Regions from separate parts of the Homo sapiens genome. Here region 2 is linked to region 1. A link is an interaction called in ENCODE POLR2A ChIA-PET data of the cell type or tissue named here. Cell type or tissue: Caco-2. All regions are shown on one strand. Links, peaks and the distances in the headings refer to the core of each region. The heading gives the core; the rest is flanking DNA. Region 1 has its middle 17 kb from the start of SRSF3. Region 2 overlaps SRPK1 (SRSF protein kinase 1).

Region 1 (16,280 bases), core at 3,180-11,179:
TTATCTGTTTCTTTATACTTTTTAACTGTGGCTGCCAGAACATTTCAAATTAGCCAGTCAAGGTGGCATGGGCCCATAGTCCCAACTACTCTGGAGGCTGAGGCAAGAGTAATGCGCTATCATGGCACTACCAGTAGCTACTGCACTCCAGCCTGGACAGCACAGCAAGACCCCACCTCTAAAAAAATTACATATGTAGCTCTCATTCTATGTCTACTGGACTGTGTTGATCTACAGGGACAAATAGAAAATAAGCACACACAATTACAATAGATAGTCATTTAAAAGGTCATTTTAGTTCTGTATCCTGGACAACTATGTGAAAAGAGTGTTTTTACAAATTACATAGTTTTAAGCTTTTTAAAACTTAATTGCTTTGGTGGCCGGGCACGGTGGCTCATGCCTGTAATCTCAGCACTTAGGGGAGGCAGAGGCAGGCAGATCACCTGCGGTCAGGAGTTCGAGACCAGCCTGGCCAACATGGTGAAACCCCATCTCTATTAAAAATACAAAAATTAGTCCAGCGTGGTGGCAGGCACCTATAATCCCAGCTACTCAGGAGGCTGAGGCAGGAGACTTGCTTGAACACCAGTACTCGGGAGGCAGAGGTTGCAGTGAGCCAAGATTTCATCATTGCACTACAGCCTGGGCGACAGAGCATGACTTTGTCTCTGCCAGGCATGGAGGCTCATGCCTGTAATCCCAGCACTTTGGGAGGCCAAGGCAGGTGGGTCACTTAAGGTCAGGAGTTTGAGACTAGCTTAGCCAACAAGGTGAAACCCTGTCTCTACAAAAATACAAAAATTAGCCAGGCATGATGGCGGATGCCTGTAATCCCAGCTACTTGGGAGGCTGAGGCAGGAGAATCGCTTGAACCCGGGAGGCAGAGGTTGCAGTGAGCCAAGATCACGCCATTGCACTCCAGCCTGGGCAACAGAGTGAGACTCCGTCTCAAAAGAAAAAAAAAAAAAGATGCCATTTCCAAAAAAAACACCTTAATTGCTTTGATACTTTGAGATACCACCCTTCTATGTACTTTTTACCATTATAATATTTATTATACCTAAAATAATGAACAATAATTCCTTACTACCAAATATTCAATCAGTTTTCAAATTTCCCTTATTGCTTCATAAGTATTTCTACTTTTATTTTTATTTTTGAGACGGAGTCTCACTCTGTCACCCAGGCTGGAGTGTGGTGGCATAATCTCGGCTCACAGCAATCTCCGCCTCCCGAATAGCTGGGGTTTAAATGATTCTCCTGCCTCACCTTCCCGAGTAGCTGGGATTACAGGTAAGCGCCACCATGCCTGGCTAACTTTCGTATTTTTAGTAGAGACGGGGTTTCACCATGTTGGCCAGACTGGTCTTGAACTTTACCTCCGGTGATCTGCCCACCTCAGCCTCCCAAAGTGCTGGGATTACAGGCGTGAGCCACTCGCCCAGCCCAATTTTTTTAAAAGTTCATTAAAAAATGAGTAAATGGGCCGGGCGCGGTGGCTCATGCCTGTAATCCCAGCACTTTGGAAGGCCGAAGCCGGGCGGATCACGGAGGTCGGAGGATTGAGACCATCCTGGCTAATATGGTGAAACCCCGTCTCTACTAAAAATACAAAAAAACTAGCTGGGCGTGGTGGCGGGCGTCTGTAGTCCCAGCTACTCGGGATGCCGAGGCAGGAGAATGGCGTGAACCCGAGAGGCGGAGCTTGCAGTGCGCGGAGATCGCGCCACTACACTCTAGCCTGGGCGACAGAGCGATACCCCGTCTCAAAAAAAAAAAAAAAAAAAAAAAAAAAAATGAGTAGATGAAAGTTCTTATTCACAGCCTTCCCCAGAGACTTTGCCACAATCCTCTAAGTCTTGGTTTTAGAACAGAGACTGACACAAGGACCCATAGTGATTGCACCTCTGCTCCCTGTTTCTTTCTGTTCTATCCAAACACATCTTGATAGCATCTGATTGCTTGTCACATGTTGTTGTTGTTTTTTTTTTTTTTTTTTTGAGACAGATTCTTGCTCTGTCGCCCAGGCTGGAGTGCAGTGGCGCGATCTCAGCTCATTGCAAACTCCACCTTCCTGGTTCATGCCATTCTCCTGCCTCAGCCTCCTGAGTAGCTGGGACTACAGGCACCCGCCACCTCGCCCGCCTCATTTTTTTTTTTTTTTTTTTTTTTTTTTTGTATTTTTAGTAGAGACGGGGGTTTCACCGTGTTAGCCAGGATGGTCTCCATCTCCTGACCTCATGATCTGCCCGCCTCGGCCTCCCAAAGTGCTGGGATTTACAGGCGTGAGCCACCGCGCCTGGCTGGTTGTCACGTGTTTTAAAATTTAAATTACACATTTACCCAGATCTTTATTCTGTAGCCAGAAACCTATAACTTGCTTTACAAAGTGTTCTTGTTGATATTTGTTTTTGTTTTAACATTTTAAGGATGGGGTCAGCAAACGAAGGCTGGTCATTTCAGATTATAGTTTATGATTCTATTCAAGTTATACTTCCTGTCATTTACCATGTTGTGTCCTGGGAAAGTTTAGTCGTCTCAAAGTATGTTATATAATCAAAATATTAGAAAACATTGAATCAGCAAAGAGGATTTACGTATGTAAGGAAACTGGCAAGGCTAGGGGGCATTGAGTGGGTTTGTTTGTTTGTTTGTTTTGAGGAGAAGGGTCTCACTCTGTCGCCCAGGCTGGAGTGCGCTGGTGCAGTTTCAGCTTACTGCAACCTCTGCCTCCTGGGCTCAAGCCATATTCCTGCCTTAGCCTCCTAAGTAGCTGGGAATACAGGCTCGCGCCACCACATCCAGATAATTTTTGGGGTGTGTGTGTGTGTTTTATTTTTTGTAGAGACGGGGTTTCGTCATGTTGCCCAGGCTGGTCTTGAACTCCTGAGCTCAGCGATCCACCTGCTTTGGCCTCCGAAAGTGCTGGGATTACAGGTGTGAGCCACCACTCCCAGCCTTGAGTAGGTTTTAAGAAGATTCAGAGCTCTTCTTTTTTTTTGAGACAGAGTTTTGCTCTTGTTGCCCAGGCTGGAATGCAATGGCATGATCTCAGCTCACTGCAACCTTCGCCTGTTGGGTTCAAGTGATTCTCCTGCCTCAGCTTCCCAAGTAGCTGGGATTACAGACACCCGCCACCATGCCCAGCTAATTTTTTGTATTTTTAGTAGAGATGGGGTTTCACCATGTTGGCCAGGCTGGTCTTGAACTCCTGACCTCAGGTGATCCACCTGCCTCAGCCTCCCAAAGTGCCAGAATTATAGTCGTGAGCCACTGCACCTAGCAATTCAGAGCTCTTCTTACCATTGCCCCTCAAAGCTTGCAGAACAACGCAGGCATGATCAACTTTCCAAATATACAAGTATTTATATGTGTATATGTATGTCTGTATGTATATACATATAGACACAGAAAAAAGTACGAAAGTTTAACACTTAGCTCTAGATGATAAGACAGTTGAGGAATTTTTTTTTCCTGTTTTCTGCTTGGTTTAATTTTTGTTTTTCTTTTTTCTTTTTTTCCTTTTTGGAGACAGGATCTTGCTCTGTCACCCAGGCTGGAATGCAGTGGCATAATCACGGCTCACTGCAGCCTCGACCTCCTGGGCTCTTGCAATCCTCCCACCTCAGCCTTCAGAGTAGCTGAGACTACAGGCATGCACCACCACACCCAGCTAATTTTTTTACTTTTTGTAAAGACAAGGTCTCACTATATTGCCCAAGGTCGTCTTGAACTCCTGGGCTCAAGCAATCCTCCTGCCTCAGCCTTTCTTTTTATTTTTCTGAGATGGAATCTTGCTTCTTCACCCAGGCTGGAGTGCAGTGGTGCTATCTTCGCTCACCGCAACCTCTGCCTCCTGGATTCAAGCAATTCTCCTGCCTCGGCCTCCCCAGTAGCTGAGATTACAGGCACCACCACCGTGCCCAGCTAATTTTTGTATTTTTAGTAAAGTCAGGGTTTTGCCATGTTGGCCAGGCTGGTCTCGAACTCCTGACCTCAAGTGATCTGCCGCCTTGGCCTCCCAAAGTGCTGGGATTACAGGCTTGAGCCACCAGGCCCAGCCCTGCCTCAGCCTTTCAAAGTGCTGGGATTACAGGCGTGAGCCACCACATCCAGCCTAATTTTCTATAATTACATTTTGGTGCAAAATTAATAAAAGTTCTTTCTACTGAAGTAGAGAGCCAAAACACCTAAAAGAATGGCTTGGCTTTACAACTTTCATTTTAAATTGGTCCACAGTTAGTTTCCAACTGTTGTCAGTTAATTATCTTATTTCTCCCAATCTGGGAATGTCTCACAAACACCGAAATGTGGGAGTTTTCTGGGCACATTTGGGTAATTCTACTTTCCTGACACGCCGCCCCCCTCAACACATTTCTCCACACGCAACCACACCCCACCCACCCGACACACACATGCACACACACTAATTTTCACCCTGTCATTTTTCCTGGAGTGTACCTGACTTATAAAATGTAATTGTAGTACTTGAAACAAATGAAAACTAGGACACAGAGAAGTTAAGTAATTTGTCAAAGGTCTCACAGTTTATAAAGGATGAAGGTAGGGGCCGGGCTCAGTGGCTCACGCCTGTAATCCCAGCACTTTGGGAGGCCGAGTCAGGCGGATCACCTGAGGTCGGGAGTTCGAGACCAGCCTGAGAAACATGGAGAAACCCCGTCTCTACTAAAAATACAAAAGTAGCCGGTCGTGGTGGCACATGCCTGTAATCCCAGCTACTTGGGAGGCTGAGGCAGGAGAATCGCTTGAACTTGGGAGGCGGAGGTTGCGGTGAGCCAAGATTGTGCCACTGCACTCCAGCCTGGGGAACAAGAGCGAAACTCCGTCTCAAAAAAAAAAAAAATGGGTGAAGGTGGGATTCAAATCCCAGGTGAGACTCTGGAGCCTGGTGTCCACTTGAGGAGCAGAAAGCAGCTATGATTGGGCCACATGCAGTGGTTCACACCTGTAATCCTAGCACTTTGGGAGGCCAAGGTGGGTGGATTGCTCGAACTCAGAAGTTTGAGAACAGCCTGGCTAACGTGGCAAAACCTTGTCTCTACCAAAAATAAATAAATATATATATATAGCTGGGCGTGGTGGTGCGTGCCTGTGGTCCCAGCTACTCGGGAGGCTAACGCAGGAGAATTGCTTGAGCCCAGCCATAAGGGAGGCTGCAGTGAGCTGAGATCGCACCACTGCACTCCAGCCTGGGCAACAGAGGGACTTTATCTCAGAAAAAGAAAAAGAGAGAGAAAAAAAGAAAGCAACAATGCTTGGAAATTGCCTGCGTTTGGTGTCTCTGGGGGTGTGTGTTTGCTTTTTCAGCCCCCCCTTTCCTCCAGAGAGCCCTAAGGAACACCATGTTACATGGACAGACGTCCTTCCTCGCATGCTGGGCCCCCTGAGGCAGCACAGTTCCTGAGCTCCAAGACTCTTCCCCGTTTTGATTTCAGCCCCACCCTCCCTTCCCACTCAGTGGTGCCTGGACTTCAATGCCTGCCTCGTGTGTGTTACCTTATTTGGTTCTCAGACCTACAGAGAGGTCTGGCAAAGGATCCAGGCTAGAATAAAAGGATTGCTTGTGCAGCTGGAAGATGAGAAACCTTTGTTTCGGTGACCCTAGCTTGCACTCTGGAACTCACAAATACAGGGAAGTAAGTTTAGCCTCAAAAGCAACAACAAGAAGCAACTGAAGAGGGCAGAGTGGAGATGTCAGGATGTCACAATCTTTAGTGTGTGCTTAATTCTGTGTTTTGAAAGATATTTGTCTGTTTAGCTCCAGTATGGCTTTCTTTTTTTCCTGAGTTTCTAGAGTTTACACACTAATTTAGTTTGTAGCCAAGAAAACTCAGGCCCAGCAAGTGATAGCTGTCATAATTTCGCATAAGCTTGTGTGTAGCATTTACCACTTTTTTTTTCTTTTCTTTTTTTTTTTTTTTTTTTGAGATGGAGTCTCACTCTGTCACCCAGGCTGGAGTGCAGTGGCATAGTCTCAGATCACTGCAACCTCCACTTCCCAGACTCAAGCGATTCTACTGCCTCAGCCTCCCAAGTAGCTGAGTTTACAGGCGCCTGCCACCATGCCTGGCTAATTTTTGTATTTTTAGTAGAGCTGAGGTTTCACCATGTTAGCCAGGCTGGTCTCCAACTCCTGACCTCAAGTGATACACCCACACTGGACTCCCAAAGTGCTGGGATTATAGGTATGAGCCACTGTGCCTGGCCCATTTACTACTTTTTTTTTTTTTTTTTTGTGACAGAGTCTCACTCTGTTACCCCAGGCTGGAGTGCAGTGGTGCAATCTCGGCTCACTGCAACATCTGCCTCCTGAGTTAAAGAGATTCTCCTGCCTCAGCCTCCTGAGTAGCTGGGATTACAGGTGTGCAACACCTGGCCCGGCTAATTTTTTGTATTTTAAGTAGAGACGGAGTCTCACCATGTTGGCCAGGCTGGTCTCAAACTCCTGACCTCAGGTGATCCACCCGCCTCGGCCTCCCAAAGTGCTGGGATTACAGGTGTGAGCCACTACGCCTGGCTCATTTACTACTTTTTAAACCTGGTTCAGAGCATCTCTCTCTCAATCTCCCTCTCTTTCTGGCTGTCTTTCTGTCTCTATCTTTTTTTCTCTCTCTCTCCTCTACACATGCACACACTCATGCATACACACACACACACACACTCATTTAATCCTTGAAACTCAGGTAAATGTTATTATCTCCATTTTATAGAGGAAAACAACTGAGGCACAAGAGATTAAAACACTTGCCAAAGGTCACAGAGCTCAGAATTACCAGAGCCAGATTAGACCCCTGCAGTCAGGCTACCTAACCATAGACCCATACTGCCTCTGGGGCCCAGCAGATGTCTGAGTCCTTATCTTACTGGACTCACAGCATCTCAGCCTGTTAATTCTCCCTCCCAGTTTCCACATTCCCATCTCTCTGGCTCCTCTTCCTTAGTGCCCTCCAGAGTGCTCTTCCTCCTCTGCCTGCTAATGCAGGGGGCCCGCGGGATTCCCTCCCGTGCCCCTTCCCAGCTCCCCGTGTGCTCTCTCCATGAGGGACTTCATCTGCTTTCAGGACCTCTGTTCTCTGCTTTATCTTTGGAGGAGTGGGGGCTCTCCCCGACCCCTGAGCCATATATCCAACACACATGCTTCTTTCTCATGTCCCCAACGTGCTTCAGACCTCCAATTCACTATCTTTCCATTCTGTGTCCCATATCAGAGTGTCACTGCCTCCTGGTCACTCTCGACTGACCATGGGCCTCATGGCCTTCATACCTGGCCCCCGCCTACCTCCAAGGCATCTCGTATTTCCTCTCCAGAAACAAGCTGTGTATCCCTGCATTCAGTCCCCTCTACCTGGAATGCTCTAATCTGGATTTTTCAAACTTTTGATCACAACAGTAGGAAAGACATATGATATCACCAGTACCTAAAAGTCTATGACCCAAGGGTAGACAGAGTTGATGCTGTCTGAATGTTCGCAAACAGTGGTTGGTGACACTGTGTTCAAGTTAGAATACCGTTGCCAGGCCGGGCACGGTGGCTCACACCTGTAATCCCAGCACTCTGGGAGGCCGAGGCGGGTGGATCATGAGGTCAGGAGTTTGAGACCAGCTTGGCCAATGTGGTGAAACCCCGTCTCTACTGAAAATACAAAAAAAAAAAAAGCCGAGTTGGTGGCATGCACCTGTAGTCCCAACTACTTGGGAAGCTGAGGCAGGAGAATCACTTGAACCCAGGAGGAGGAGGTTGCAGTGAGCCGAGATCGCGCCACTGCACTCTAGCCTGGGCAACAGAGGGAGACTCCATCTCAGAAAGAAAGAAAAAAAAAAGAATACCGTTGCCAGGTCACACTAGTTAGAATTCCAGTCTGGTTTGTGTCCACACCCAGGGAAGTTATTCAAAATATTTAACCACAGTTCAGCCTGGATCCTAACTAATCAAAACAGTCATCAGAGGGTGGCAAGAGAAGAGACTGGGTGCCGGGGGTGGGTGGAAGATAAGCACTGGCTTGAGGTCTCAGAGCAGCTGCTGTCTACCAATGAACACACAACTATTTAAATATTTTAATAATTGCTACCTCTGTTCCAGAGCCTTCCCATCACCCTGTCCACCCTTTAGCTTCTTCTTCTTTTTTTTTTTTTTTTTCCCATGGACAGCCTTCTGAGCCAGGGCAGGCTCAGAAACTCCCTCCCACTTAGATTCTGAGTCCCTTGCTGACTCCACCATCTAGTCCCTCTCTCAGATTCCTTGCTTTTCTGCCACTTGCTAATTTTTTTTTTTTTTTTAGAGATGGAGTCTTGCTCTGTCGCCCAAGCTGGAGTGTAGTGGCACGATCTCAGCTCACTGCAAACTCCGCCTCCTGGGTTCTACCAATTCTTCTGCCTCAGCCTCCCGAGTAGCCAGGATTACAGGCGGACTCCACCACACCCGGCTAATTTTTTGTATTTTAGTAGAGACGGGGTTTCACCGTGTTGCCCAGGCTGGTTTTGAATTCCTAAGCTCAGGCAATCCACCCGCCTCGGCCTCCCAAAGTGCTAGGATTACAGGCATCAGCCACCGCGCCCAGCCACTACTTTCTACCTCTATTTTTGCTTGGAAAAGAGCCCAGGAGGTCTAATTAATTCTAATTTCTGAAAGAAAAACAGAAATCAATGAACAGGGCTTTCATGAGAAAGGCCTGTTGGGTAACAGTGTTCAGTTTCTGCCTTATACCAGCAGGTGCTGGAAAGGGGAACACAACAGCCTGTGAGACACAGGACTGTAGAGGCCTTGCCGAGATGAGGGAGTTCACGGCAGGGAGGTGAGACGTTTCTCACTAGCCTCTGACCATGTTACTAGGAAGCAGGTGTCCAGTAACAGGCATGCAGCTACAAATCTTCAAAATACCTTGGCAACTGAGAGCTTTTATTTTATTTATTATTATTATTATTATTATTTGAGACAGAGTCTTGCAGTGTCGCCCAGGCTGGAGCATAGTGGCAGGATCTTGGCTCACTGCAACCTCCGCCTCCTGGGTTCAAGCAATTCTCGTGTCTCAGCCTCCCGAGTAGCTGGGATTACAGGCGTGTACCACTACACCCGGCTAATTTTTGTATTTTTAGTAGAGACGAGGTTTCACCGTGTTGGCCAGGCTAGTCTTGAGCTCCTGATCTCAAGTGATCCTGCCTTGGTCTCCCAAAGGGCTGGGATTACAGATGTGAGCCACCGCACCCAACCGAGAGCTTTTATTTTAGAAGCAAATTCTTATCAGGATTCTTGGTTGTTGGCTGGGATTAAAACCTTGAGAAACTCCTTTTTTATTTTTATTTTTCGAGGAGTCTTGCTCTGTCACCCAGGCTGGAGTGTGGTGGTGCAATCTTGGCTCACTGCAACCTCCGCCTCACCGGTTCAAGCAATTCTCCTGCCTCAGTCTCCCTAGTAGCTGGGATTACAGGTGCGTGCCACTACTCCTGGCTAATTTTCGTATTTTTACTAGAGATGGGGTTTCACCATATTGGCCAGGCTGGTCTCAAACTCCTGACCTCGTGATCTGCCTGTCTTGGCCTCCCAAAGTGCTGGGATTACAGGCGTGAGCCACCATGCCTGGCCGAGCAACTTCTTTAAACTCTTTTGAGTCTCATTGTCATATATTTTGTATGCAAAAGGAGAAAACAAGAATGACCTAAAGCTGGGCTGATGCCTGTAATCTCAACACTTTGGGAGGCCAAGGCAGGTAAATTGCTTGAGCTCAGGAGTTAAGACCAACCTGGGCAATGTGGTGAAATCGCGTCTCTACAAATAAGACAAAAATTAGCTGGGTGTGCTGGTCTCAGTGAGAGGATTGTTTGAGCCCAGGAGGTCAAGGCTACAGTGAGCCAAGATTGTGCCATTGCACTGCAGCCTTTGTGACAGAGCGAGACTCTGTCTTAAAAAAGAATAAAAATAAAAAAATAAAAATTAAGGGCCACACACAGTGGCTCATGCCTGTAATCCCAGCACTTTGGGAGGCCGAGGCGGGTGAATCACTTGAGGCCGGGAGTTCGAGACCATCCTGGCCAACATGGCAAAACCCCATCTCTACTAAAAATACAAAAAATTAGCTGGACATGGTGGGGCACGCCTGTAATCCCAGCTACTTGGGTGGCTGAGGCATGAGAATTGCCTGAACCCAGGAGGTCGAGGTTACAGTGAACCAAGATCACACACCACTGTATTCCAGCCTGGGTAACAGAGCAAGATTGTCTCAAAAAAAAAAAAAAAAAAAGAGAGAGGGAGAAAAAGAATGACCCACCTGAATCAAAAAGGTGTGTGAAGATTAAAACAACTCTTTATTTTGAAAACTGGTAATTAGAAAAGAAAGAATTAGACATTTTACCTTCCTTTACAGTGGGAAATATATTTAGGGTAACTATATCATGTCAGTGGATAAGATAAGGCTCTATTTTATCAAAGAATGCCAGGTAATCAATATAGAAATAATGTTAGAAATATAATATCAGCATTTTGTAAGCTTTTTGCAAGCATTTTGCAAACCTTCAAGCAAGGATTGTCCATAGGTTTTTAAATCATGAGGTGACCTACCTATTAGGTCAAATTAAAATTTGAAAGCCTGACCATACTAAGTGTTGGTGAGGATATGGATGAAATGAAACCCTCAAGCATTGCTGGTATAAATGTAAAATGGTACAGCCACATTGGGAAACAGTTTGGCAATTTCTTAAAAAGTTAAACATACACTTACTTTGTGACCCAGGCATTCTACTTCTTGATATTTGCTCAAGAGAAATTAAAGCATATGTCCACACAAAGACTTGTACATGAATGTTCATAGCAGCTTTACTTGTAATAGCCAAAAAAAAAAAAAAAAAAAAAGGGAATCAACTCAAATATCTTTTAGTAGGTAAATGGATAATATGGCATATTTGGGATGCTACTTAGCAATAAAAGGAATGAACTACTATTATATGCAACAACATTGATTAATCTTAAAATATGCTGAGTGAAAGAAGTCAGACAAAAAAAGTGCATGATTCCATTTACATAAAACTCTAGAAATGCAAACTAATATATAGTGACAGGAAACAGATTAGTGGCTATTTGAGGATGTGGAGTGGGAGGAACAGAAGCAAGGAATTGTTATTATTATTTATTTATTTATTTATTTTTTGAGGTAGAGTTTCACTCTTGTTGCCCAGGCTGGAGTGCAATGGCACAATCTTGGCACACTGCAACCTCCGCCTCCTGGGTTCAAGTGATTCCCCTGCCTCAACCTCCCAAGTAGCTGGGATTACAGGCGCCTGCCACCACACCTGGCTACTTTTTGTATTTTTAGTAGAGACGGGGTTTCACCATCTTGGCCAGACTCAGCTGAAGCAAAGAATTATTAAGGGGCAAGAGAAAACTATTGGGGGAGATGGAATACACACACACACACACACACACACACACACACACAGAGTCATGCATTGCTTAAGGACGGAGGTACATTCTGAGAAATGCATTGTCAGATGATTTCCTCATTGTGGGAACATCATAGAATGCACTTACACAGGCCGGGCGTGGTGGCTTACACCTGTAATTCCACTACTTTGGGAGGCCAAGGCGGGCAGATTATCTGAGATCAGGAGTTTGAGACCAGCCTGGCCAATATGGCGAAACCCCGTCTCTACTAAAAATACAAAAATTAGCCAGGTATGGTGGCGAGTGCCTGTAATTCCAGCTACCCAGGAGGCTGAGGCAGGGGAATCGCTGGAACCTGGGGGACAGAGGCTGCAGTGAGCTGAGATTGTGCCACTGCACTCAGCCTGGGCGACAGAGCAAGACTCTGTCTCAAAAAAAAAAAAAAAAAAAAGAATGTACTTACACAAACCTAGATGGTATAGCCTATCACATACCTAGACTATATGGTATAGCCTATTCCTCCTAGGCTACAAACCTATGCAGCATGTTACTTACTGAATACTACAGGAAATTTTAACACAATGGTATTTGTGTATCTAGACATATTTTAACACAGGAGAGGTACACAAAAACACAGTAAAAAAGATTTTAAAATTGCACACTTCTGTAGGGCATGTGTCAGGAACGGGGCTTGCAGGACTGGAAGTTGCTCTGGGTGAGTCAATGAGTGAGTGTGAAGACCTAGGACACTACTGCAGACTTTATAAACACTGTACACTTAGGCTACACTAGATTTATTTATTTATTTTTCTTTCTTCAGTAATAAGTTAACCTTACCTTACTATAACTTTTTTTTTTTTTTTTTTTACTTTTTATACCTTTTTTTTTTCTTTTTTTAAGAGACAGGGTCTTACTCTGTTGCCCAGGCTGGAAAGCAGTGGCGCAATCATAGCTCACTGCAGCCTCGAACCCTTGGGGTCAAGGGATCCTCCCACCTCAGCTTCCTGAGTAGCTGGGACTACAGCATGTACCAACAGGCCAAGCTAATTTTTTTTTGTTTTGTTTTTGTAGAGATGGGGTCTCCCTGTGTTGCCCAGGCTGGTCTCAAACTCCTAGACTCAAGCCATTCTCCTGCCTCGGTCTCTCAAAGTGCTGGAATTACAGGAATGAGCCATAGCGCCAGGCATGCTACTTTTATAAGTAGGTTTGTTTACACCAGCATCACACAAACACATGAGTAAGGCATTGTGCTACAACATTGCAATGACCATGACATCACTAGGTGATAGGAATTTTTCAACTCCTTTATAACCTCATGGGAGAAACCACCATCTTTTTTTTTTTTTTTTGAGATGGACCTTTGCTCTTTTGCTCAGGCTTAAGTGAAGTGGCATGATCTCAGCTCACTGCAACCTCCCCCTCCCAGGTTCAAATGATTCTCCTGCCTCAGCCTCTGAAGTAGCTGGGATTATAGGTGCCTGCTATCATGCCCGGCTAATTTTTGCATTTTTAGTAGAGACGGGGTTTCGCCATATTGGCCAGGCTGGTCTTGAACTCCTGACCTCAGGTGACCCACCGGCCTCGGCCTCCCAAAGGGCTGGGATTACAGGCATGAGCCACCACGCCCAACCATCTTTTGTGTGTTTGTGTGTGTGTGTGGTTTTTTTTTTTTTTTTTGAGACAGAGTCTCACTGTGTCACCTAGGCTACAGTGCAGTGGTGCAATCTCGGCTCACTCCAACCTCCGCCTCCTGGATTCAAGTGATTCTCCTGCCTCAACCTCTGGAGTAGCTGGGATTACAGGTATGTGCCACCATGCCCGTCTAATTTTTTTGTATTTTTAGTGGAGATGGAGTTTCACCATGTTGGCCAGGCTGGTCTTGAATTCCTGACCTCAGGTAAATCATCCGCCTCGGCCTCCCAAAGTGCTGGGATCACAGGCGTGGGCCATCACACCCGTCCAGACCACCATCTTATATGTGGCCTGTCTTTGACTGAAATGTTGTCACGCAGTGCATGCCTGTATGTCAAAACTTATCAAATTGTACCTGTGATCGTCCTTTTGAAGTGTCAATTTAGCTAGGCTATAGTGCCAGTTATTCAGCCAAATTAATCTAGGTGTTGCTGTGACAGTCTTTTGTAGCTGTAAATTCCATAATCAGTCGACTTTCAGTAAGAAAGATTATCCAATTGTCTGAGTGGGTCTGATTCAATTAGTTGAAAGGCTTCAAAAACAGAGTTGAAAGCCATTTGTGGTGACTCATGCCTATAACCCCATCACTTTGGGAGGCTGAGGCTAGTGGATCACTTGAGCTCAGAAGTTTGAGACCAGTCTGGGCAACATGGTGAAGCCCCATTTCTACAAAAAATACAAAAATTAGCCAGGCATGATGGCACACACCTGTAGTCCCAGCTACTCAGGAAGTTGAGGTGGGAGGATTGCTTGAGCCCAGGAGGTCAAGGCTGCAGTGAGCTGTGATTGTGCTACTGCATTCCAGCCAGGGCAACAGTGAGACCCTGTCTCAAAAAAAAAAAAAAAGGAAGAGTCAGAGAGATGCAACATTGCTGACTTTTAAGATGGAGGAAGGGGCCATGAGCCAAGGAATGTGGGCAACCTCTAAGAGCAAGAAAAAGCAAGAAATACATTCTGCCTCAGAGCCTCAGCATAGAAATGCAGCCCTGCTGACACCTTGATTTGAACCCAATAAGATCCGTGTTGAACTTCTAATCCTATAGAACTGTAAGATAATAAATTTGTACTGTTTTAAACCACTGTTTGTGATAATTTGTTACATCAGCAATATAAAATTATGAATACAGTACCCTTTTAAAATGTGCCATTCTTTATATGTCAGTTATTATTATTATTATAGTATTATTTTTAAGACAGGGTCTTGCTGTCACCCAGGCTGGAGTGCAGTGGCACGATCACAGCTTATTGCAGCCTCAAACTCCTGGGCTCAGGCGATCCTCCCTCAGCCTCCTGAGTAGCTGGGACTACAGCCATGCACCATCACACCTGGCTAATTTAGAGATGGGGGTCTCGGCCGGGCGCAGTGGCTCACACCTGTAATCCCAGCACTTTGGGAGGCTGAGGCGGGTGGATCACCTGAGGTCGCGAGTTCGAGACTAGCCTGACCAACATGGAGAAACCCTGTCTGTACTTAAAATACAAAATTAGCCGGGCGTGGTGGCGGGTGCCTGTAATCCCAGCTACTCGGGAGGCTGAGGCAGGAGAATCACTTGAACCTGGGAGGCAGAGGTTGTGGTGAGCCGAGATTGCGCCATTGCACTCCAGCCTGGGCAACAAGAGCAAAACTCCATCTCAAAAAAAAAAAAAAGAGAGAGATGGGGGTCTCACTATGTTACCCAGGCTGGTGTGTGTCAATTATACTACAATAAAGCTGCTAAAAATTAAATGAAGCTGGGCAATGATACATGCCTGTGGTTCTAGTTACTCAGGAGGATCACTTGAGCCTGGGAGTTCAAGTCAAGCCTGGGCAATAAAGCGAGAACTGGTCTGTCAAAAAAAATAAAATAAAACAAAATAAAATAAATGAATGGTTAATAGAGAACTAGACATACAAACAGTGCCAGTTAATACCACATTGTTTCACTTCTACTTTCAAATTGAGGGTGAAGTGGATGCAACTGTATAGTGGGAAACACACTATTGTTCCCCTAAGTGCAGTTCAATTGTAGCATCAGTAATGGCTCTAGACCAAGTTTATGCAACCTGCCCAGAATGGCTTTGAATGCGACCCAAACTTGAAAACTTTCTTAAAACATTATGAGATATTTTTGTGTGTGATTTTTATTTTAGCTCATCAGCTATCATTAGGGTATTTTTTGTGTGGCCCAAGACAATTCTTCTAATTCCAGTGTGGCCCAGGGAAGCCAAAAGTTTGGACACCCCTGCGAGTCTAGACATTAGGTATCTTCTGATGATATATATGAATAGACAACACCACTGAGACTACAGTCTAGCCATAATGTTTAAATTGAATCTCTTTTACCTTTAGATATAACCTTTAATTTTCTTTTTTTTTTTTTTTTTGAGACGGAGTCTCGCTCTCTCGCCCAGGCTGGAGTGCAGTGGCACCATCTCGGCTCACTGCAACCTCCATCTCTCAGGTTCAAGAAATTCTCTGCCTTAGCCTCCTGAGTAGCTGGGATTACAGGCACCTGCCACCATGCCCGGCTAATTTTTTTTGTATTTTTAGTAGAGACGGGGTTTCACCATCTTGGCCAGGCTGGTCTTGAACTCCTGACCTTGTGATCTGCCCACCTCGGCCTCCCAAAGTGCTGGGATTACAGGCGTGAGCCATCACGCATGGCCCATAACGTTTAATTTTCAGTAAACATAGGGTATAAAATAAATATTTGTCACAAGTAAGCAGACAGACAAATCCAGAAGGTGAAACATTATTTTGCAGGGCAGCTGGCCTGGTCTTTTGGAAAGTCAATATCATGACAAAAGGATTGGAAGAGACTAAAGGCCATGACAATCAGATCAACGAGTAGTCCTGCATCAATACTGGTTTCAGGTCGGGCGCAGTAGCTCATGCCTGTAATTCTGGCACTTTAGGAGGCTGAGGTGAACGGATCACCTGAGGTCAGGAGTTCCAGACCAGCCTGGCCGACATGGTGAAACCTTGTCTCTACTAAAGATACCAAAATTAGCTGGGCATGGTGGCGCAAGCCTGTAGCCCCAGCTACTCGGGAGGCTGAGGCAGGAGACTTGCTTGAACCCGGGCGGCGATGGTTGCAGTGAGCCAAGATTGTGCCACTGCACTCCAGCCTGGGCAACAGAGAGACTCCGTCTCAACAACAACAACAAAAACTGATTTCAACAGATTTGATCTAAAGGACATTTTGGGGCCGGG
Region 2 (13,576 bases), core at 1-8,000, 660 kb after region 1:
TCCTCCGGCACCTTCTCTGCTCTGGTTTCACGTCTTGAACGTGCACCGGGTTTGGGCACCCTGTGGCTGCAGCCACATGGCCTCGGGGCAGCTCGGAGGGTCGCTCTCCAGCAACCATGTGGAAGAGAGCTGCTGTTGCTCAACGCCAGGCCTGGGTCTTAGCAGCCCCGGGCCTGCTGGAAAGGGCTGTCGGAGGAGGACCAGAGCCCGCCCGGTACCTTTCCTCCCCAACTCCACAGAGGAGGCACAAACTCCCCTAGCTTGGACCTCCCCACCGGAGCTGGTAGATCATTATCGGTCTGTTTCTGAACTCTGGTCTCTCTTACCTGCTCCCCAACGTCTTAACTTGCCTCCGACGTCTTCACGGTAGGCCTTAAGGAAATTCTTGAATGAATTTTTCCGTGTTTACTTTGGGTTCTACCAACCACACACTCCCTTTCATAGAGGAGGGCATGGGGCTTTTCCCTGGGTTAGTCAACTTCCTGAGCCTGTAAGGCGTATCGGCTTTTTTGCAGTGTGCCGGCAGACCGCTGTGTATACAGTCGGTGTCTGTTAACTGCTTCTCTTCTGTCTAAACCTCAACCAGATGCAGATAATCTTCCGGAGTGGACATCACAATAGTAACGGGAGAGTTCTTTAACAAACATTGATGATTCTGGTTTGGCGTATTAAGCGCCACATGTCCAGTTTTATCAGTAGGATGCATAACAGTAGTTTAGTGCTATCGTGGCAAGTTCAAAAGTTGGTCACAGCCTAGTAGAAACTCAGGTAGCAGGCTTAGCAGCAAGTGAGGCTAAGCCTTAAGAACTTTCATCATGTACTAACGTTTAATTGCAAAGGATCTTGGAAATCAGCTCTTACACACTTTGTATTCAGAGAGAGCTTGTATGCCTAGTTATTAATACATCTTAATTTTAGATGTATTATCTTTATAGTTTTACATTTATTTGATGTTTTGTGGCATCGTATGCGGTCTAATTCCCTCTGAGCTGATACAACACATTTCAAAGGCCTTCCTAGGTCACCCCACTGAATGACAATACCAGATTAGGGGGGTGTAGGGGTGTGTGTTGTTTTTGGAGGCTACCTACTGTTTGGGGAGAGCACATAATGACTTCTCTCTTTCAATAGAACTAAAGTGGTAGGTGACCTCACCTCTTGCTCCATTTTCTCTTCTGTCTTATGAAATGTATTTTGTAAGTGCTTGGTGACGAAGTCTTGTAAATGAGAGTTTGTGTGTGTCTGTTTACCTTTGGATTATCCATATATGGGATTATTCAAAACCAGTTTTTAATCCTAGATCGTTTAATAGAAACAGCAAGGTGCTAACTTGGTTCTAGTGTGCAGTAGGACTTGAAATGTTACTTTTCTGTGCCTAGTTTAGTTATTCTTTGTGGAATTGATGAGAATGTGTTAAAACGTTCTTTTCTATTGATACAAGGAAGTTGCAGTTTTTATTATATTACTCTGTATTTTTTAGAAATCCTGGTCTCTCAGACTATTTGTCCAGATCTCTCTTACCACTTAGAAATTAATTTGAGATTAGCCCAAATCAAGCTGTAATTTGAGGGGTAAATGTATATAGATGATATACTTTAAGCACCAGAAATCTGTTACTTTCGATTATCTATTTAGACCATATGCTTTATTTCTAAAGTCAGATGTGTATCTGTTACCCCATTCACTACTATGGATAACTTAGAGTTATTTGTGTTAATTGTTTGCAAGTATGGATTATAGATAATCTAGCAGTCATTTTACTGAATATTTCATCTTGAACAACTTTGAATCCTGAAAATATGCGTGAATGAACTGCCCCCATTTCCTTGTAACTTCAGAGGTGTTTTATTTTTGGATTTGTTTCCAATTAATAAGTTTTTTTTGTTTGTTTGTTTTTGAATTTACCTACCTTTTTTTTCTTTTTCTTTTTGAGGCAAAAAGAAAGCCTGTTGCCCAGGCTGCAGTGCAATGGTGCGATCTCGGCTCACTGCAACCTCCACCTACCAGATTCAAGCAATTCTCTTGCCTCAGCCCCCCAAGTAGCTGGGACTACAGGCGTGTGCCACTACGCCTGGTTAATTTTTGTATTTTTTGTAGAGAGAGAGTTTCGCCATGTTGCCCAGGCTGGTCTCGAACTCCTGAGCTCAGGTAATCCGCCTGCCTCAGCCTCCCAAAGTGCTGGGATTACAGGCATGAGCCACTGCACCTTGCTCTTTTTCTTTCTTCCTTTTTGTCTTTCTTTCTGTCTTTCTTTTCTTTTGTTTGTATCCCAGCCTCCTTTTAAGTAGCTGAAATGTCTAATTAAGTTGGTTAGAGTACTGTGTTAGAAGTTCAAGCCTCAACTAAGGTAACTTGACTCTGTTCCATGACTTCTGACTGCACTCCTGATGACTTCCATTTACTTTGCTAAGGCAAGCTGCTAGTTACAGGAGGTGAGTCAGGAAGAAGATTTGAGGAAGAAGCATGCCATAGAGTTTGGTCTTTGGAGATAGATGTGGTTTTGAATTCTGATTTTGCTACTTTTTAGCAATCTGACCTTAGACAAGTTAGTTAAGGAAACAGTCTTATGTATATATCCTGACTGGCAGTTCAGTCATAGTGAAAACTGATCAGGACCTAAAGATATAAAAACAAAGCGTTTAAATGAAAATTTTAGAAAGTTTTGGAACTGTTACAGTAAATAGCATCCTTAGTAATTTAGTCGTGTTGTGTCACAGGCAGAAGGGATTTTCAGTCCCCTGGTACTGCAGATCTTAAACCCAGGGTCTTGAAGCTGGTGACAGAAGAACCAAAACTTGGAATTCAGGGTCCCTTTCCAGCTCTGTGTTTGTTAGAGTGGATTTCCTTTGGGTTCTTTTCACTGTGCTGGAGTATTTGACTTTGGGATTTTAAATTTTCTTATTTAGACAATTCTTCATTTTACTTTTGTGGACGCTGTGCTTTTATTTACTAACATTAACTAGTTGGTGATGATCTCCATTTTACTTTACAGATAAGAGAATTGAGGTTTGTCAGATTACTCCCCTAGAAAATTGCAAAGCTGGGATTTGAACCCAGGTCTGACATACCCAAAGCCCTGGCTACCAATCATGTGTTTCTAAGTGACAGTGCTTTTGGTGTGTCTTACAACAGGTAAGGTAGAAGCTGAGTTGAAAGAGGCTTCTGAATGAGAGACCTCTGGATGCTTGGGGGTTTGGGTGCCCTTTCATGACATACTGTCCTGTGTCTATGAAACAGCACAATCATCTATCTCCCTCTGAACATTTGTTTTCAGTGTTTATACCAATAGCTGTGAGCCTTTATTTGTTTGTCATAAGCTTTTATAATTTAACAGTGTGTGTCTGTTTTTGTTTTGTTTTGTTTTGTTTTTTGAGACAGAGTCTCACTCTGTCACCCGGGCTGGAGTGCAGTGGCGCATTCTCAGCTCACTGCAACCTCTGCCTCCCGGGCTCAAGCCATTCTCCTGCCTCAGCCTCCCAAGTAGCTGAGATTACAAGCACCTGCCACCACGCCCGGCTAATTTTTGTATTTTTCGGGGTAGAGACAGGGTTTCACCATGTTGGCCAGGCTGGTCTCAAACTCGACCTCGAGTGATCCACCTGCCTTGGCCTCTCATAGTGCTGGTATTACAGGTGTGAGCTACCGTGCCTGACCTATATGTCTGTTTTTGAAGTTGTTTCTATGGAACATAATTCCAGAATGGATTTCATACTTACTGATTTTATTACTTACCTTAGGAAGCTGGTTTGGACAGTAATTTTCACTTTATTTGCAGTTAAATAATTATGGATTTAGTATACATTTGGTAGTAAAATTAATTCAGCTCTAACACTGATTTGTGGAGTCATTTGGGAGATATATTGAAAATTTACTTGAATTTGGCCACAAATTAAAAAAAAAATTTACAAGAGAAAATACTTAAATATCTAACATTTTTATTCAGTAGGAAGTAGAGCCAGTAAATTTGAAACAATTTAAAAAATGAAATAGTATTTGATGCTTTTTACACTTAGCAGTGCACCTTGGAAATTGGTTCTATATTCCATATAGTGCAGCCTTACTATTTTTTTTAGGGTCTGCCTTTTTCACTGAGTCTTAGAAATAGTTCCATGTCAGGACAGAAAGAGAACCTCATCTAGCATTCCATTAAGTTGATATGCCATAATTTAATTAATTAATTAATTAATTTATTTATTTATTTATTTGAGGCAGAGTCTTCGCTCTTGTCATCCAGTCTGGAGTGCAGTGGTGAGATCTCAGCTCACTGCAACCTCAGCCTCCTGGGTTCAAGCGATTCTCCTGTCTCAGTTTCTCGAGTAGCTGGGATTACAGGCACATACCACTGTGTCCAGCCAACCATAATTTATTTTAATTTTTATTAATAAACGTGTGTGTGTGTGTGTGTGTGTGTGTGTGTGTGTGTGTGTGTGTGTATATATTTTTTTTTTTTTTTGTTTTTGAGACAGAGTCTCGTTCTGTCGCCCAGGCTGGAGTTCAGTGGTGCAATCTCGGCTCTCTGCAACCTCCGCCTCCTGGGTTCAAGTGATTCTCCTGCCTCAGCCTCCAGAGTAGCTGGGACTACAGGTGTGTGCCACCACGCCCCACTAATTTTTTGTATTTTTAGTAGAGACGGGATTTCACCGTGTTAGCCAGAATGGTCTCCATCTCCTGACCTCATGATCCGCCCACCTCGGCCTCCCAAAGTGCTAGGCTTACAGGCGTGAGCCACCGCACCTGGCCTGTATATACCTTTAAAGACAAAAATGGAATCACTGGGCATACTTTTCCCTAGTTAACATTATCATGAGTATTTTTCGTGTATTAAATATTCCACTATGGGCTGTTTCCAGTTTTTCACAATTAATTCACAGCTATAGTGAATAATCTTTTGGACAAATCATTGCTTACATCAGTGATTATTTCCTTAGGATAAATACTTCGAATGGTATATACATTTAAAATATTTTTAGTTCATTTTGTCAAAATTTTGTCCAGCAAGATTTTTCTTTTTTTTTTTTTTTTTTGAGACGGTGTCTTGCTCTGTCGTCCAGGCTGGAGTGCAGTGGCGTGATCTCGGCTCACTGCAAGCTCCCCCTCCCGGGTTCATGCCATTCTCCTGCCTCAGCCTCCCGAGTAGCCGGGACTACAGGCGCCCGCCACCATGCCTGGCTAATTTTGTTTTTGCATTTTTAGTAGAGACGAGGTTTAACTGTGTTAGCCGAGATGGTCTCGATCTCCTGACGTCGCGTTCTGCCCGCCTCAGCCTCCCAAAGTGCCAGGATTACAGATGTAAGCCGCCATACCCGGCCTTCCTCCAGCAAGATTTAACAGGTTTGGCCGGGCACAGTGGCTCAAGCCTGTAATCCTGGCACTTTGGGAGGCTGAGGCAGGGGGATCACTTGAGGTCAGGAGTTCAAGACCAGCCTGGTCAATACAGTGAAACCCTGCTTCTGGAAATACAAAAATTAGCCAGGTGTGGTGGCAGGTGCCTGTAATCCCAGCCACACAGGAGGCTGAGGCAGGAGAATCGCTTGAACCCGGGAGGTGGAGATTGTAGTGAGCCAACATCGTACCACTGCACTCTAGCCTGGGCAACAAAGCAAAGTTCCGTTTCAAAAAAAAAAAAGGATTTAACTAGTTTAACTCTTATTCATTAAACAAATAGTTTTTGATCTCCCACCCTGTCCCAAGCATTGTTTTCCATATTCGGGATTCAGCAGTGAAAGAAAAACATTCCTGTCCCGTTGGCTACTATATTATTATAGTGGGAGGAAAGACAGAATAAACAATAGACATAAATAAGTAAATTAAATAGTATATTAGGTGATAGGTGGAGAAAAAAGAGAAAGATAAGTGGGGGTTGAGAAATGGAGATAAGGTTACAGTTTTAAATAGGGTGATGGAGGCCACACTGAAAAGGTGACATTTGAACAAAGACTTGGAAGAGGACTGCTCTAGGCAAAGCAGTGGAAATGGGAGTGTTCTTGTATCTCCTGTGAAGCCACCAGAACTAGGTAATATTACTTGAAAAATCTTGCCAAATCTGGTAATCTATAAAATACCTTGTTGTAATTTTGAATTTTTTGCCCATTTTTAATATTAGATTGTTGATCTTTTTCTTGATCTTAAGAACTCTTTATTAAGAATGTATCCTAGCCAGGTCTGGTGACTCAAGCCTGTAATCCCAGCACTTTGGGAGGCTGAGGCGTGTGGATCACCCAAGGTCGGGAGTTCGAGACCAGCCTGATCAACATGGAGAAACCCCTTCTCTACTAAAAATACAAAAAATTAGCCGGGCGTCATGGTGCATGCCTGTAATCCCAGCTACTTGGGAGGCTGAGGCAGGAGAATTGCTTGAACCTGGGAGGTGGAGGTTGCAGTGAGCCGAGATCGTGCCATTGCACTCCAGCCTGGGCGACAAGAGCAAAACTCCATCTCAAAAAAAAAAAAAAAAAAAAAAAGAGAAAGTATCCTTTGTTGTGCGGCAGACTTTTATTTCTCAGCTTGTTATAGGTCCTTCAGATGTCACTTATAGTGTGCTTTTTACATAAATTGATTTTTAAAACCGTGGCAAATTTGTCTTTTCCTCTGCTTTTTCTTTTTTCTCTCTCTTTTATTTTTTTTTCTTTTTTTGAGATGGAATCTCGCTCTGTCACCCAGACTGGAGTACAGTGGCATGATCTTGGCTCACTGCAACTTCCGCCTCCTGGGTTCAAGCAATTCTCCTGCCTCAGGCTCCCGAGTAGCTGGGATTACAGGTGCGTGCCACCACACCTGGCTAATTTTTATATTTTTAGTAGAGACGGGGTTTCACCATGTTGTCCAGGCTGATCTCAAACTCCTGACTTCAGGTGATCACCTACCCTGGCCTCCCAAAGTGTTGGAATTACAGGCGTGAGCCACTGTGCCTGGCCTCCTTTGCTTTTTACTTTTTTTTGAGACGGGGTCTTGTTCTGTTGCCCAGGTGGGAGTGTAGTGGCGCGATCTCGGCTCACTGCAACCTCCACCTCCCGAGTTGGAGTGATTCAAGTGAATTCAAGTGATTCTCCTACCTCAAGGTCAACTGTTATATCTTTTTTAAAATTTGCATTTTTAATTGTGTGTGATTCCCTTAAATATAAATTTACTTGCAAAATTGAATTTCTAGAACTTCTCTTGTCAGAAAATATTTTGTTCTCTTCTTCCTCTGTAGTTTCATTGGTTAGTAAGTTTTATTTACATTAGTGTTTCTACTACAGTGCATCCCAGGCTTGACAAATTACCATTTTCCTTTAGATTACTTGAAACCAGCAACTTGTTGAAGTGCCAAAGTGAATAAGGCTGCGGGTGCTTAGGAATTCCCTTACTAAAAGTGAAAAAGGCTCGGTACAGTGGCTTATGCCTGTAATCCCAGCACTTTGGGAGGCCAAGGCCTTGAGCCCAGGAACTTGAGATTAGCCTGGGCAACATGGCAAGATCCTGTCTTCTAAAAACACAAAAGTTAGCTGGGTGTGGTGGCACGTGCCTGTAGTCCCAGCTACTCAGGAGACTGAGGTGAGAGGATCTCTTGAGCCCAGGAGGTAGAGGCTACAGTGAGCTGTGATTATGCCACTGCACTCCAGCCTAGGTGACAGAACAAGACCCCTGTCTCCAAAAGAAGGGAAGAAAGATGATCAACTAAAATCAATTTAGACCTTGTGGAATAACTGGCACTTTTTTGTGGGGTTTTTCCCACTTTAGGTAAGCTCTTTTGCTCATGCTCTCCAAATCCTCTCTATCACTGTTACTAGTTTGGGGATATTTTTAAATTGGCTAAAGTATTACAGGCATACTTTGGAGATACTATGGGTTCACGTTCAGTTCCAGACCACCTCAAAGCGAGTCACACAAAGTTTTTGTTTCCCAATGCATATAAAAGTTATGTTTGCACTGTACTGTAGTCTGTTAACTTTGCAGTAGCGTCATGTCTTTTAAAAATGTACAGACCTTAATTTAAAAATACGTTATTGCTAAAAAATGTTAAGGATCATCTGAGCCCTCAGTGAGTCATAATCTTTTTGCTGGTATAAGGTCTTGCCTCAATAATAATTTTTGTTTAAGGGAGATGGGGTCTGGTACTGTTGCCCAGGCTGGAGTGCAGTGGTGCTATCATAGCTCACTGCAGCATCGAACTCCTGGGTGCATGCGTTCCTCCTGCATCAGTCTCCCAAGTAGCTAGGATTACAGGCACATGCCACCATGCCCAGCTCATTTTTTATTTTTTATTTTTTTATTTTTTTTAAGGGATGGAATCTCATTATGTTGCCCTCAAGCTGGCCTTGAATTCTTGGCCTCAAGCAGTCCTCCTGCCTTAGCCTCCTGAGTAGTTGGGATTAGGGGTGTGAACCACTGCACCCAGCTATGGTCTTGCCTCAGTATTGATGGCTGCTGACTCATCTGGCGGCTGCTCAAGGTTGGAGTAGCTGTGGCAATTTCTTAAACAATGAAGTTTGCTGCATTTATTGACCCTCCCTTACCCAAAGATTTTTCTGTAGTATGCGATGATGTTTGATAGTATTTAACCCACAGAGGAACTTATTTCAAAATTGGAGTCAGTCCTTTCAAACTGTGCTACTGTTTTATAAATTAAGATTATGTTATATTCTAAGTCCCTTGTTGTCATTTCAACAATGTTCACAGCATCTTTACCAATAGTAGATTCCATCTCAAGAAACCGCTTTCTGCTGGGTGTGGTGGCATGCACCTGTGGTCCTAGCTACTTCGGAGGCCGAGATGGGAGGATTGCTTGGGCCCAGGAGTTCAAGGCCAGCCTGGGCAACATAGTGAGACCTTAGCTCTTAAAAACAAAAAAGAAAGAAACTTATTTTTTAAAAAAATTAATTAATAAACTAATCAGTTATTTTGAGACAGGGTCTCACCATGTTGCCCATGCTGGTCTTGAACTCCTGGGCTCAAGCCATCCTCCCACCTTGGCCTCCCAAAGTGCTGGGATTACAGGCGTGAGCCACCACGCCCGGCCAAGTAACCACTTTCTCATCATAAGAAGCAGCTCCTCATCTGTTCAAGTTTTATTATGAGATTGGAGCAATTTAGTCACATCTTCAGGATCCATGTCTAATTCTAGTCCTCTTGCTGTTTCTACCACATCTGTAGTTACTTCCTCCACAGAAGTCTTGAACATTTCAGTCATGCATGAGGGTTGGAATCAACTTCTTCCAAACTCCTGTTAATGTTGATATTTTTACCTCTCCCCATGACTGTTCTTAATGGCATATAGAATCGTGAATCCTTTCCAGAAGGTTTTCAATAGATTTTTCCCAGACCCATCAGAGGAATCACTATGGTAGCTATTGCCTTATCAAATGTATTTCTTAAATAATAAGACTTGAAAGTTGAAATGACTCCTTGATCCATGGGCTGCAGAATACATGTTATGTCAGTAGGCATGGAAACAACATTAATCTCTTTGTACATTCCCATCAGAGCTCTTGGGTGACTAGGTACATTGCAAATGAGCAGTAATATTTTCAAAGGAATCTATTTTTCTGAGCAGAAGGTCTCAATAGTGGCCTTAAAATATTCAGTAAACTATGCAGTAAACAGATGTTCTGTCATCTAGGCTTTGTTGTTCCATTTATAGAGCACAGGCAGAGTAGATTTAGCATAATTCTTAAGAGCCCTAAGATTTTTGTGATTGTAAATTAGTATTGGCCTCAACTTAAAGTCACTAGGTACGTTAGCTGCTAACAAGAGTCAGCCTGTCCTTTGAAGCTTTGAAGCCAGTCATTGACTTGTCTCCAGCTATGAAAGTCCTAGATGGCATCATCTTCCAATAGAAGGCTCTTTTGTCTACACCTAAAATCTGCTGTTTAGTATAGCCACCTTCATCAATTATCTTAGCATCTAGGTAACTTGCTGCAGCTTTTTCATCAGCACTCACTGCTTTACCTTGCACTTTTATGTTATGGGGATGGCTTCTTTCTGTAAACTTCATGAACCAACCTCTGCTACCTTCAAATTTTTCTTCTGCAGCTTCCTCACCTCTCACAAACTTCATAAAATCCAGGGCCTTGCTCTGGATTGGGTTTTGGCTAAAGAGAATGTTGTGGTTGGTATGATCTTCTATTCAGACCACTAAAACTTTCTCCATCTCAGAAATGAGGCTTGCAAGCTGGGCGTGGTGGCTCACTCCTGTAATCCCAGCACTTTGGGAGGCTGAGGCAGATGGATCACCTGAGGTCGGGAGTTCGAGACCAGCCTGACCAACATGGTGAAAGCCCGTCTCTACTAAAAATACAAAATTAGTCGGGTGCGGTGGCGCATGCCTGTAATCCCAGCTACTTGGGAGGCTGAGGCAGGAGAATCTCTTGAACCCAGGAGGTGGAGGTTGCAGTGAGCTGAGATCATGCCATTGCACTCTAGCCTGAGCAATAAGAGCGAAACTCCATCTTAAAAAAAAAAAGAAAGAAATGAGGCTTGTATTAATCTGTTCTCACACTGCTGTAAAGAATATTACCTGAGACTGGGTAATTATAAAGGAAAGAGGTTTAATTGACTCACAGTTCCACAGGCTTACCAGGAAGCATGGCTGGGAGGCCTCAGGAAACTTAGAATCATGGTGAAAGGCAAAGGGGAAGCAGGCATCTTCTTCACAAGTTGGCAGGAGGAAGTGTGTGCAACAGCAAGGAAGTGCCACACTTCAAAACCATCAGGTCTCGTGAGAACTATCATGAGAACAGCATGAGGGGAGCCACCCCCATGATCTGATCACCTCCCACGTGGTCTCTCCCATGACATGTGGGTATTACAATTTGAGATGAGATTTGGGTGGGGACACAGAGCCAAACTGTATTATTTCACTCTTGGCCCCTCCCAGATCTCTTGTCCTCACATTGCAAAATAATCATGCCTTCCCAACTATCCCCCAAAGTCTTAACCCATTCCAGTATTAACTCAAGAGTCCCAAGTCCAAAGTCTCATCTGAGACAAGTCTCTTCCACCTATAAGCCTATAAAATCAAAAGCAAGTTAGTTACTTCCAAGATACAATGGGGATACAGGCATTGGGCAAATGTTCCCATTCCAAATGGGAGAAATTGTCCAAAACAAAGGGGCTACAGACCCCATTAAAGTCTGAAATTCAGCCGGGCTGTCACTAAATTTTAAAGCTCCAAAATAATCTCCTTTGACTCTGTGTCTCACATCCAGGGCATGCCGATGCAAGGGGTGGGATCCCATAGCCTTGGGCAGCTCCTTCATGGACTGGCATTGAGTGCCTGTGGCTTTTCCAGGTACATGGTGCAAGCTATTGGTGGATCTACCCTTCTGGGGTCTGGAGAACAGTGGCCCACTCCTCACAGCTCCACTAGGCAGTGCCCCGGTGCAGACTCTGTGTGGGGGCCCCAGCCCCACATTTCCCCTTTGCATGGCCCTAGCACAGGTTCTCCATGAGGGCTCCACCCCTGCAGCAGACTTCTGCCTGGGCATCCAGGCATTTCCATATGTCCTCTGAAATCTAGACAGAGATTCAATTATTGACTTCTGTGCACCTGCAGGCCCAACACCACGTGGAAGCTGCCAAGGCTTGGGGCTTGAACCCTCTGAAGCAATGGCCCAAGCTGTACCTTAGCCCCTTTTAGCTTTTTCCTCCTAAGCCTCTGAGTCTGTGATGAGAGGGGCTGTCGCCAAGATCTCTGACATGCCCTGACGACATTTTCTCTATTGTCTTGGTGATTAGCAGCCAGCTTGAATTTCTCCCCAGAAAATGTTTTTTTCTTTTCTATCCCATTGTCAGGCTACACATTTCCCAAACTTTTATTCTTTGTTTCACTTTTAAACATAAGTCCCAATTTCAAATGATTTCTTTCTGAATGCATAAAACTGAATGCTTTCAGAATAACCCAGGTCATGTCTTGAATGCTTTGCTGCTTAGAAATTTCTTCTGCCAAATACCCTAAATGATCTCTGTCAAGTTCAAACTTCCACAGATCTCTAGGGCAGGGGCAGAATGCTGCCAGTCTCTGCTAAAGCATAGCATGAGTGACCTTTACTTTAGTCCCAATAAGTTCTTTGTCTCCGTCTGAGACCACTTCAGCCTGGACTTCATTGTTCACCTCACTATCAGCATTTTGGTCAAAATAGTGCAAGTCTCTAGGAAGCTCCAAACTTTGCTACATCTTACTGTTTTCTTCTGAGCCCTCCTCCAAACTGTTCCAACCTCTGCCCACTACCCAGTTCCAAAGTTGCTTCCACATTTTCAAGTATCTTTATAGCAGTACCCCACTCTCTGTGGTACCAATTTACTGTATTAGTCCATTTCACACTGCTATAAAGAATACTACCTGAGACCGGGTATATAAAGGAAAGAAGTTTGATTCACAGTTCCACAGGCTTAACAGGAAGCATAACGAGGGCTCAGGAAACTTACAATCATGGTGGAAGGTGAAGGGGAAGCAGGCACCTTCTTCACAAGGTGGCAGGAGGGAATGTCTGCGAGAACGAGGAAGTGCCACACTTTAAAACCATCAGCTCTCGTGAGAACTCACAAACTATCAGAACAGCGTGGGTGAACCACCCCCATGACCCAGTGACCTCCCACCTCATCCCTCTGCTGATGTGGGGATTACAATTTGACATGAGATTTGTGTAGAGACACAGAGCCAAACTATATCAAGGCTGTTCCTCTTTCTTGTTATTCATGTGTTCACTCCATCTTACTTATTTTTTATTTTTTATTTTTTATTTTTTGAGACGGAGTTTTGTTCTCATTGCCCAGGCTGGAGTGCAATGGTGCAATCTCGGCTCACTGCAACCCCCGCCTCCCGGGTTCAAGTGATTCTCCTGCCTCAGCCTCCCAAGTAGCTGGGATTACAGACATGTGCCACCACACTCAGCTAATTTTGTGTTTTTAGTAGAAATGGAGTTTCACTATGTTGGTCAGGCTGGTCTTGAACTCCTGATCTCAGGTGATCCACCCACCTCAGCCTCTCAAAGTGCTGGGATTACAGGTGTGAGCCATCGCGCCCAGCCTCACTCCATCTTATTTTAAAGCAAATCCCAGGCATCATATTATTTTATAAATTATAGACTCTTAATTTTTTTAAAGCATAGCTACGGTAGTATAATTGCCCTAAATTTTTTTAAACAAGTCTTTAATGTCAAGTATTCAATCTGTGTTCAAATTTTCCTAATTTTCTTTGGATCAGGATCCACAAAGTCTTTCCATTGCCTTTGTTTGAAAAGTTTCTAGTCTTTTACTCTGTAAGTTCTCTGTGGTTCTTTTCCTTGCAGATTTGTTTTTGGCAAACTACCTATGGGTGGTGGTGTAAACTTTCATCAGGAAACATCAATTCTGGTTGTCTCTCTTTTTGTGGTGTTAGTGGCTATTGATCCTTGCTTAGATCCATTAATTTATTTAGGGTTTCAAAAATGGTAATATTCTATTTCTTAATTTATTAATTGTAATACTTCTATAAAGAGAAACTTTATCTCATAACTTTGGTTACCCAGAGAGAGAGTTGACAGATCCCTAGCATGCTCCAAAATGACCAATAAACATTTGATAATAACTCACAAATTTGAACGTATTTGTGGTTTAG

Evidence for each region. Peaks named below come from ENCODE experiments on the same cell type or tissue, not always from the same donor. Only the 100,000 strongest peaks of a DNase experiment are listed, where the experiment ranks them.
Region 2: POLR2A ChIA-PET joins it to region 1 with 12 read pairs; 2 of 35 experiments call an interaction of 5 or more read pairs at or near these places.

The regions. Positions count from the first base shown.
Region 1 is chr6:36,569,225-36,585,504 of GRCh38, reverse strand. No RefSeq gene overlaps it. Among named protein-coding and RNA genes, the nearest start is that of SRSF3, 17 kb to the left of the region's middle. RefSeq lists an enhancer at 7,957-8,900 and a silencer at 13,547-13,747. In Caco-2, for the core only: no CTCF peak of the experiment used is centred there; DNase peaks (open chromatin) are centred at 5,574 and 7,994.
Region 2 is chr6:35,906,855-35,920,430 of GRCh38, reverse strand. All of the region lies in intron 2 of SRPK1 (SRSF protein kinase 1), which reads left to right. Among named protein-coding and RNA genes, the nearest start is that of SRPK1, 7.5 kb to the left of the region's middle. RefSeq lists a silencer at 11,413-11,613. In Caco-2, for the core only: no CTCF peak of the experiment used is centred there; a DNase peak (open chromatin) is centred at 230; H3K4me3 peaks cover 1,589 bases.